Linked DNA regions of Homo sapiens: region 1 is linked to region 2. Evidence: read pairs that join two places in POLR2A ChIA-PET (ENCODE). Cell type or tissue: GM12878. All regions are shown on one strand. Links, peaks and the distances in the headings refer to the core of each region. The heading gives the core; the rest is flanking DNA. Region 1 overlaps RFC1 (replication factor C subunit 1). Region 2 overlaps RHOH (ras homolog family member H).

Region 1 (4,401 bases), core at 78-4,077, 860 kb before region 2:
CCATATCTGTCAAGGATGTGGGGAAACAGATGCTCACGCACTATACTGCTGATAAAAGTGAAAACTGGTATAACCTTGGCTGGGCGCAATGGCTAACCCCTGTAATACCAGCACTTTGGGAGGCCGAGGTGAGTGGATCACGAGGTCAAGAGATCGAGACCATCCTGGCCGACATGGTGAAACCCCATCTCTACTAAAAATACAAAAATTAGCTGGGCATGGTGGCACACACCTGTAGTCCCAGCTACTTGGGAAGCTGAGGCAGGAAAACCGCTTGAACCCGGGAGGTGGAGGCTGCAGTGAGCCGAGATCATGCCACTGCACTCCAGCCTGGTGACAGAGCGAGACTTCACCTCAAAAAAAAAAAAAAAAAACACTGGTATAACCTTTATGGAAGGCAATCTAGCCACACTTACCAAAATTTTAAAGGTACATACCCTTTGCCCAGTAATTTCATTTCTAAAAGAAATGGTAGGCAGGGCGTGATGGCTCACACCTGTAATCCCAGCACTTTGGGAGGCCGAGGCGGGTGGATTACGAGGTCAGGAGTTCCAGACTGGCCTGGCCAACATGGCAAAACCCCATCTCTACTAAAAATACAAAAATTAGCCGAGCTTGGTGGTACGTGCCTGTAATCCCAGCTACTCAGGAGGCTGAGGCAGGAGAACGGCTTGAGCCCGGGAAGTGGAGGGTGCAGTGGACCAAGATCACGCCACTGCACTCCAGCCTGGGGAAAAAGTGCAAAACTCCGTCTTAAAAACAAAAAAATTCATTGAACACATGAACGGTTATTCCTCAGGCCACTGACCTTCACAACTGCACTCAGAAAGAGAGGTTCTTGATTATGTAAACCAAAATAAATGGTAGATTTGTTTTTAAAGATTATGTATTAAAAGAATCTTTTAATTGGGATTAACTTTGTGCTATGACTTTACCTAAGAAATTTTAAGAAGGTATTAAATTAATGCTGATTATATATTATTTCTGAGCTAAGTTAATAAAACTGAGTTTCTATAATTGATTTTCTGTTACTCTCATATTAAAACATTGTGGCTACAAAAAACAAAAATATACTTTCACTTTTAGTAGGACATTTCCTCTTCTTTAAAATTTATTTTAAGTCAAACTAATAACTTTTTTAAAGAAATCAGAAATATCTCTAGATTTATAATTGATGTTACTAATTTAACAGTCTAGCATGGGTCTCAAAAACTTCTCTGAGGAAAACACTGGTGAGTGAAATATAAGTGTGGTCTGAAAAACTTTTGAACAGTAACAAGTTCTAGCTAGGAAGAATTTTAAGAGCCCGCATCAACTTTTTTCATTCAATCATTCATTTATCCATTCAAGAAATATTTACTCAGAGCCTTTTATGGACCAAGAACTATTTTTGATGCTTGGGATAAACAAAACAGGCTAGGTCTCTGTTCTTGTGAAGCTTTCATTCTACTTTCTGTTCCTAATCTTTCTTTAATCCATCTTTAGAAAACAAAGCAGAGCACAGAAAAGAAAGAACAGAAGAAATAAAGCACACTGAGGGAACAGAAATAGAGAATAGAAACTACTTCCCCTACTCACCCCAGTATCTGTTAAGTCTACCTGAGAGGCCACTCCCATGACAGCAAAAAGACCCATTTCTACTGCTGTTGTGGCAAGAGGGAAGAATAAGATTCTGAAGTCATAATATTTACTATCATTGAGCTTTAGACTACGCATTCAATGAAATACTCTATCACAGAAGTTTCCAGGTACCTGATCCAAAAATACAAATCAACACAGGCATATTAAAATAGCAAATGGAAATAATTATCTAATTTAAGTTTAAAAAGCATCTTTTCATACCTGCATAACTGGGATAACTAAAGCATTTGAGACTGTTTATGCCTGATCTAATGGTTTATTTCAGAATTTTGACATTTTCACCAGGGCTAATGTACTCCGATTATGGTTTTTATTCATCCAGGAGCTAACTTTTTTTTTTTTTTCCCTTGAGACAGAGTCTTGCACTGTCGCCCAGGCTGGAGTGCAGTGGGGCGATTTCAGCTCACTGCAACCTCCAACTCCCAGGTTCATGCAGTTGTCCTGCCTCAGCCTCCCAAGTAGCTGGGATTACAGGTGCCCATCACCATACCCAGCTAATTTTTCTGTATTTTTAGTAGGGACAGGGTTTCACTATGTTGGCCAGGCTGGTCTCAAACTCCTGACCTCATGATCCACCTCCCAAAGTGCCAGGATTACAGGCATGAGCCACAGCGCCCGGCCCAGAAGCTAGCTTTTTACAACTGACTTCTGAGCCAAAAAAATCAAATTTAAACTACTTAAATGAACACAGAAATAAAGTCCAACTGGGCCAAGCGCAGTGGCTCACACCTGTAATCCCAGCACTTTGGGAGGCCAAGGCGGGTGGATCACCTGAGGTTGGGAGTTCGAGACCAGCCTGACCAACATGGAGAAACCCTGTCTCTACTTAAAAATACAAAAATAGCCAGGCATGGTGGTGCACACCTGTAATCCCAGCTACTAGGGAGGCTGAGACAGGAGAATCACTTCAACCTGGGAGGCAGAGGTTGCAGTGAGCTGAGATCGCACCATTGCACTCCAGCCTGGCCAAGAGCAAAATTCCGTTTCAAAAAAAAAGAAATTAAGTCCAAACTGAAAATAGACCTACAACATAATAAAATAACTGTATTTCTCTAGGCAATATTATTTGTCGCTAAGTGTTTTAATAGCTTAGATATAAAGTCATGCAACAGTGCGAGAGATGTTTTTATACCAGGAAGTTTTACCTTCTAGTTTATTTGTATTTTTAGTGGAAATATAAAGTTCACTTGTAATTATTCATTCCTCTAATATTTGTGGAAAACGCACCGTGAGCCACGCGCTATATGGCAGTTCCCTCTCCTTGTGACCCCTGCCCTTACAGAGCTTATATGCTAGTGAAGGAAGTTGTCAACACCTGCAACAAGTTGCTCATTTATTAAAATAAGCCAAAATGTGTGCCAAGGAAACAAAGCAGGTGCTCTCCCACTAATCATGCCAATTGTTTTTATGCTTTTGTGGATGAAAGCTACACATATTTTCCACGGAAATACGAAAAAACAAACATATGCACAAAACTTTGTATCCAATGTTAGGGGTTTTCCCCTAAAGCCTATTGGGAACCCCAAGTCAAAACTCCGGAACCACACACTCACACTGTGCGAACTAACTCACACCTACTTAACCCCAGTACCACTTATGTACATACCGATACTTCCTAAATCTTGTGTCTGTTTCTCCAGACCAGCTCTGAATTCCATATTTATGCAGCCAACATGCAGCCAAATCCATCCCATTGCAAATCTCCCAAAGGTGCCTCTAACTAATAATGTCCTCAACTAAATTTATCTTCAGCTGGGACCTGCTTCTCTCCCTTTATTCCCCATCTCCATGCATAGCACCACCATTCACCCAAAACAGAAACATGGCCACTGCTTTTCCTCCTCCCTCTGGCCCTCCACCTAATCATCCAACCTAAACGATCTCCCAAATACTGCTGTCTTCTCCCCTCTATTCCCACTGCCACTGCCTTGATTCAGGACTTCTTTTGTTTACTTAACACAACTTTCTAGAGGCCTCACTCTGTGCCATGCAATGATTTGAGCACTTTTAAAATATAAAGTCATTCAGCCCATCAATCAACAAGTAGATAAAGAAACTGTGGGAGATATATATATACAATGGAATACTACTCAATCATAAAAAGGAATGAATTAATGGCATTCGCAGCAACCCAGATGGGACTGGAAACTATTATTCTAAGTGAAGTAACTCAGGAATGGAAAACCAAACATTGTATATTCTCACTCACCCATAAGTGGGAGCTAAGCTATGAGGATGCAAAGGCATAAGAATAATACAATACGTGGTCGCTCAAGCCTGTAATCCCAGCACTTTAGGAGGCCGAGGCGGGTGGATCATGAGGTCAGGAGATCGAGACCATCATGGCTAACACGGTGAAACCCCATCTCTACTAAAAATACAAAAAATTAGCCAGGCATGGTGGCGGGCGCCTGTAGTCCCAGCTACTCAGGAGGCTGAGGCAGGAGAATGGCATGAACCCGGGAGGCGGACCTTGCAGTGAGCCAAGATTGCGCCACTGCACTCCAGCCTGGGTGACAGAGCGAGACTCTGTCTCAAAAAAAAAAAAAAAAGAATAATACAGTGGACTCTGGGGAGTCAGGGAAACGGTGGGAAGGAAGTGAGGGATAAAAGACTACAAACTGGATTCATACCTACTACTTGGGTGATGGGTGCACCAAAATCTCACAAATCGCCACTAAAGAACTTACTCATGTAACCAAATACCACCTGTTCCCCAAAAACCCATGGAAATAAAAAATTTAAAAATAATAATAAATA
Region 2 (4,401 bases), core at 309-4,308:
GCATTTACCTTTATTATAGAACTTGGCTGTTTAAATTTTAATTTTTTGCAGGACGAACCGGAGAGTGAGGTCATTTATACGCAGAACATTGCGTCTCCTCTCTTTAATTTAGCATTTTATTCTCTGAGGTCCTAGCTATATGGTACTTTATGGTGATGAAGTACAGCCACACCATTCTGCCTTTGTGTGGCCATTGCATGACCTCTCCAAATGAAATCATTTCTTCTATAGAGAAAAAAAAGTGAGGATCAGAGACATTATTAACTAAGTAAAAAAAAAAATTTTTTTAACCTCTGGGCCTAGTCTAAACTACATTAACATTTTCTTTATTATCTTCTGCCCCATTAGGCTCCTTAAAAGTAGGCCTAGTTTAAAGACAATTAAAGGCAGATATTCTGTCCCTTTTTTTAGACTTCTATGGATTTGAAATGTCATGTTAATAGAACACTATATATGCGTAAGCAATGAACTGAACCATTAAAAAAGAATTTTGCTCTGGAATATCCTGGTAGTTTCAGGGTCATTATATATTTGTTTTGCTCAGTTTCTTGATCTTTCTGATCCTTAATCAGAAGCTGAGCATCTAAGGAAATATTTTATCCTATTGCTATGTATCTATAATATTATCTGTATAAAAAGTACATATGTCTATATTTCAAAAGAAGATTGAAAAAATTAAGAAAATCTGAATAAACTTGTGTTCTTAGATTATTCCTCTTTGTTCCTCTTCTCCCTTAGGCAATTGAGGGAGTAACTGCTATGTTCCTAGTACAATTTATTCTATAGAGGGACATGTGAAAGGTGAGCTGAGAATTCCCAGTAAATCTCGATTTACCCATCATTGCAGAGACCTTTCCTCTGCCTGGGCCAATGTCCTTCTCGGCAAGGGAAGATAGATCGCACCAGACAAAGTTTGGACATTTATCTTTCTACATAAATGGAAAACCCTTCCCAGATTGTTCAACTGGTTGCTTTTTTTCAGTTACTAATACAGGAATACCTCATTTGATTGCGCTCCACAGATATTGCATTTTACACAAACTGAAGGTTTGTGGCAACTCTGTGTTGAGCGAGTCTATCGGCACCATTTTCCCAACAGCGTATGCTCACTTCATGGCTCTGTCACATTTTGGTAATTCTCAAAATAATTCAAACGTTTTCATTATTATTGTATCTGTTATGGTCATCTGTGATCAGTGATCTTTGATGTTACTGTTGCAATTGTTTTGGGGCACGATGAATCATGCCCATATAAGATAGCAAACTTAATGGATAAATGTTGTACGTGTTCTGACTGCTCCGGCTGTTCCCCCACCTCTCTTCCTCCCTTTGGGCCTCCCTATTCTCTGAGACACAATGATATTGAAATTAGGCCAGTTAATAAACCTATAATGGCCTCTCAGTGTTTAAGTGAAAGGAAGAGTCATGTGTCTCTCACTTTAAATCAAAAGCTAGAAATCATTAAGTTTAATGAGGAAGGCATGTTGAAAGCTGAGAGAGGCCGAAAACTAGGTCTCTTGCCAGTTAGCCAGGTTGTCAATGCAAAGGAAAATTTATTGAAGAAATGAAAAGTTCAACTCCTGGGAACACATGAATGATAAGGAAGTGAAACAGCCTTACTGCTTGGACAAAGCTTTAGTGGTCTGGGTAGAAGATCAAACCAGCTATACAATTTCTTTAAGCCAAAGACTAATCCAGAACAAGGCCCTAACTTGCTTCAATTCTATGAAGGTTGAATGAAGTGAGGAAGCTGCAGAAGAAAAGTATGAAGATAGCAGAAGTTGGTTCACTAGGTTTAAGGAAAGAAGCCATCTTCATAACACCAAAGTATAAAGAGAGGCAGCAGGTCCTGATGAATAAACTACAGCAAGTTATCCAGAAGATCTAGCTAAGGTCATTGATGAAGGTGGCTACAGTGTACAATAGAATTTTCAATGGAAACAAAATGGCCTTCTATTGGAAGAAGATGCCATCTAGGACTTTCACAGCTAGTAAGAGGTCAATACTTGGCTTCAAAGCTTCAAAGAACAGGCTGACTGTCTAGTTAGGGGCTAATGCAGCTGGTTGCTTTAAGGTAAAGCCAGTACTCATTTACCATTCCAACAGATCCTAGGGCCTTAAGAATTATGCTAAATCTACTTTGCCTGTGCTCTATAAATGGAACAACTAAAGCCTGAATGACAACACATCTATTTACAGCAATGTCTACTGAATAATTTAAGCCCACTGTTGAGACCTACTGCTCAGGAAAAAGATTCCTTTCAAAATATTACAGCTCATGGACAACGCACCTAGTCACCCAAGAGCTCTGATGGAGATGTACAAGGAGATTAATGCTGTTTTCATGCCTGTTAACACAATATCTATTCTGCAACCCATGGATCAAGGAGTCATTTCAACTTTCAAATCTTATTATTTAAGAATACATTTTGTAAGGCTATAGCTGCTATAGATAGTGATTCCTTTGATGAATCTAGGCAAAGTAAATTTAAAATCTTCTGAAAGGATCTACCATTTTAGATGCCATTCAGAACATTTGTGATTCATGGCAGAAGGTCAAAATAGCAACATTAACTGGAGTTTGGAAGAAGTTGATTCCAAGCCTCATGACTGACTTGAGGGATTTAAGATGCTAGTGGAGGAAGTAACTGCAGATGTGGTAGAAGGAGCAAGAGAGCTAGAATTAGAAGAGGAGGCTGAAGGTGGGACTGAATGTCTGTAATCTCATGTTAAAATTTAATGTATGAGGAATTGCTTCTTACAGATGAGCCAAGAAAGTAATTTCTTGAGACAGAATCTACTTCTGGTGAATATACTGTGAAAACTGTTGAAATGGCAACAAAAGATTTAGAATATTACATAAACTTACTTGATAAAGCAGTGGCAGGGTTTGAGAGGATTAGCTCTAATTTGCAAGAAGTTCTGCTGTGGATAAAATGCATTTCATGCTACAGAGAAATCTTTCATGAAAGGAAGAATCAATCAGTGTGGCAAACTTCATTGTTGTCTTATTTTAAGAAATAGCCACAGCCACTCCAACCTGCAGCAACCACTACCCTGATCAATTGGCAGCCATCAACATTGAGGCAAAAAGATTAGGACTTGCTGAAGGCTCAGATGATTGTTAGCTTTTTTTTTTTTTTTTTTTTTTTAGAGAGGGTCTTGCTCTGTTGCCCAGGCTGGAGTGCAGTGGTGCAATCATAGCTCACTGTAGCCTCCCGGAGTCAAGTGATCCTCCCACCTCAGCCTCCTGAGTAGCTGGGATTACAAGTGTGCATTACCATACCTGGCTAATTAAAAAAAAATTTTTATCTAGACAGAGTCCCATTGTGTTGTCCAGGCTGTATTGTTAGCATTTTTAAGCAATAAAATATTTTTAAATTAAGCCATGTATACTTTTAGACATCATGTATAGTGTAAACATAACTTGTTTTTTTTTTTTTTTTTTTTTTGAGATGGAGTTTCGCTCTTGTTGCCCAGGCTGGAGTGCAATGGCACGATCTTGGCTCACTGCAACTTCTGCCTCCTGGGTTCAAGCAATTCTCCTGCCTCAGCCTCCCAAGTAGCTGGGATTACAGGCATGTGCCACCATGCCTGGCTAAGTTTGTATTTTTAGTAGAGACAGGGTTTCTCCATGTTGGTCAGGCTGGTCTTGAACTCTCGACCTCAGGTGATCTGCCTGCCTCGGCCTCCCAAAGTGCTGGGATTACAGGCTCGAGCCACTGCTCCTGGCCAACATAACTTTTATGTGCACTAGGAAACAAAAAAAACTGTGTGACTCACTTTATTGCAAGATTCACTTTATTGCAGTGGTCTGGAACTGAACCCGCGATATCTGTAAGGTATGTCTGTATATCATACCCTTCCTGGGCAATACGAACAGGCTGACCTAATTCCTTCTAATGCTGAGTGGATTCTATCGAATGGATATGGCATAATTAATTTAACCCCTGCGTCTTAATGGACCTTTCAGATCTTTCCAGTTCTTTTTTTGCTGTCGTGAATAATGTAGCAATGGAAATTCTTGCATATCTTGACTACTTGTGTAGACACATCAGTACAACGTGTTGAAAGAATTGGAATTGCTGGATTAAAAGGTCTCCGCATTTAAAAGTTTAATAGATACTGGCAAGGACTTAAAGGATGGAGTGGTGCAAGGGGTCCCCCCTAAGTACAGGAAGTAAGGGGGTATATCATTTATATAGAATTTTAAAACAGTAATAAAACCAGTGTGGGTCTGTTTTTTATTATCACCATGCGCTGGCAGTGAAAAAGTCAGAGTAAGTTCTTAATGGTGTGTACAGCTTTCACTAGAGCTTTGGGGCCAAGTTGCATCTTCAGCTTCTATGGCACAGCATAGTCCTGAGTTTAAGCTGCAGATTAGACATAAACAATGATAGC

What was found. ChIA-PET counts read pairs that join two places held together with the same protein. Peaks named below come from ENCODE experiments on the same cell type or tissue, not always from the same donor. Only the 100,000 strongest peaks of a DNase experiment are listed, where the experiment ranks them.
Region 1: POLR2A ChIA-PET joins it to region 2 with 12 read pairs; 2 of 35 experiments call an interaction of 5 or more read pairs at or near these places.

What each region holds. Positions count from the first base shown.
Region 1 is chr4:39,355,645-39,360,045 of GRCh38, forward strand. All of the region lies in intron 1 of RFC1 (replication factor C subunit 1), which reads right to left. Among named protein-coding and RNA genes, the nearest start is that of RFC1, 8.5 kb to the right of the region's middle. In GM12878, for the core only: no CTCF peak of the experiment used is centred there; a DNase peak (open chromatin) is centred at 1,596; H3K4me3 peaks cover 1,368 bases; H3K27ac peaks cover 1,384 bases.
Region 2 is chr4:40,220,338-40,224,738 of GRCh38, forward strand. The region is part of intron 1 of RHOH (ras homolog family member H); the gene reads left to right. Among named protein-coding and RNA genes, the nearest start is that of RHOH, 26 kb to the left of the region's middle. In GM12878, for the core only: no CTCF peak of the experiment used is centred there; no DNase peak of the experiment used is centred there; H3K27ac peaks cover 823 bases.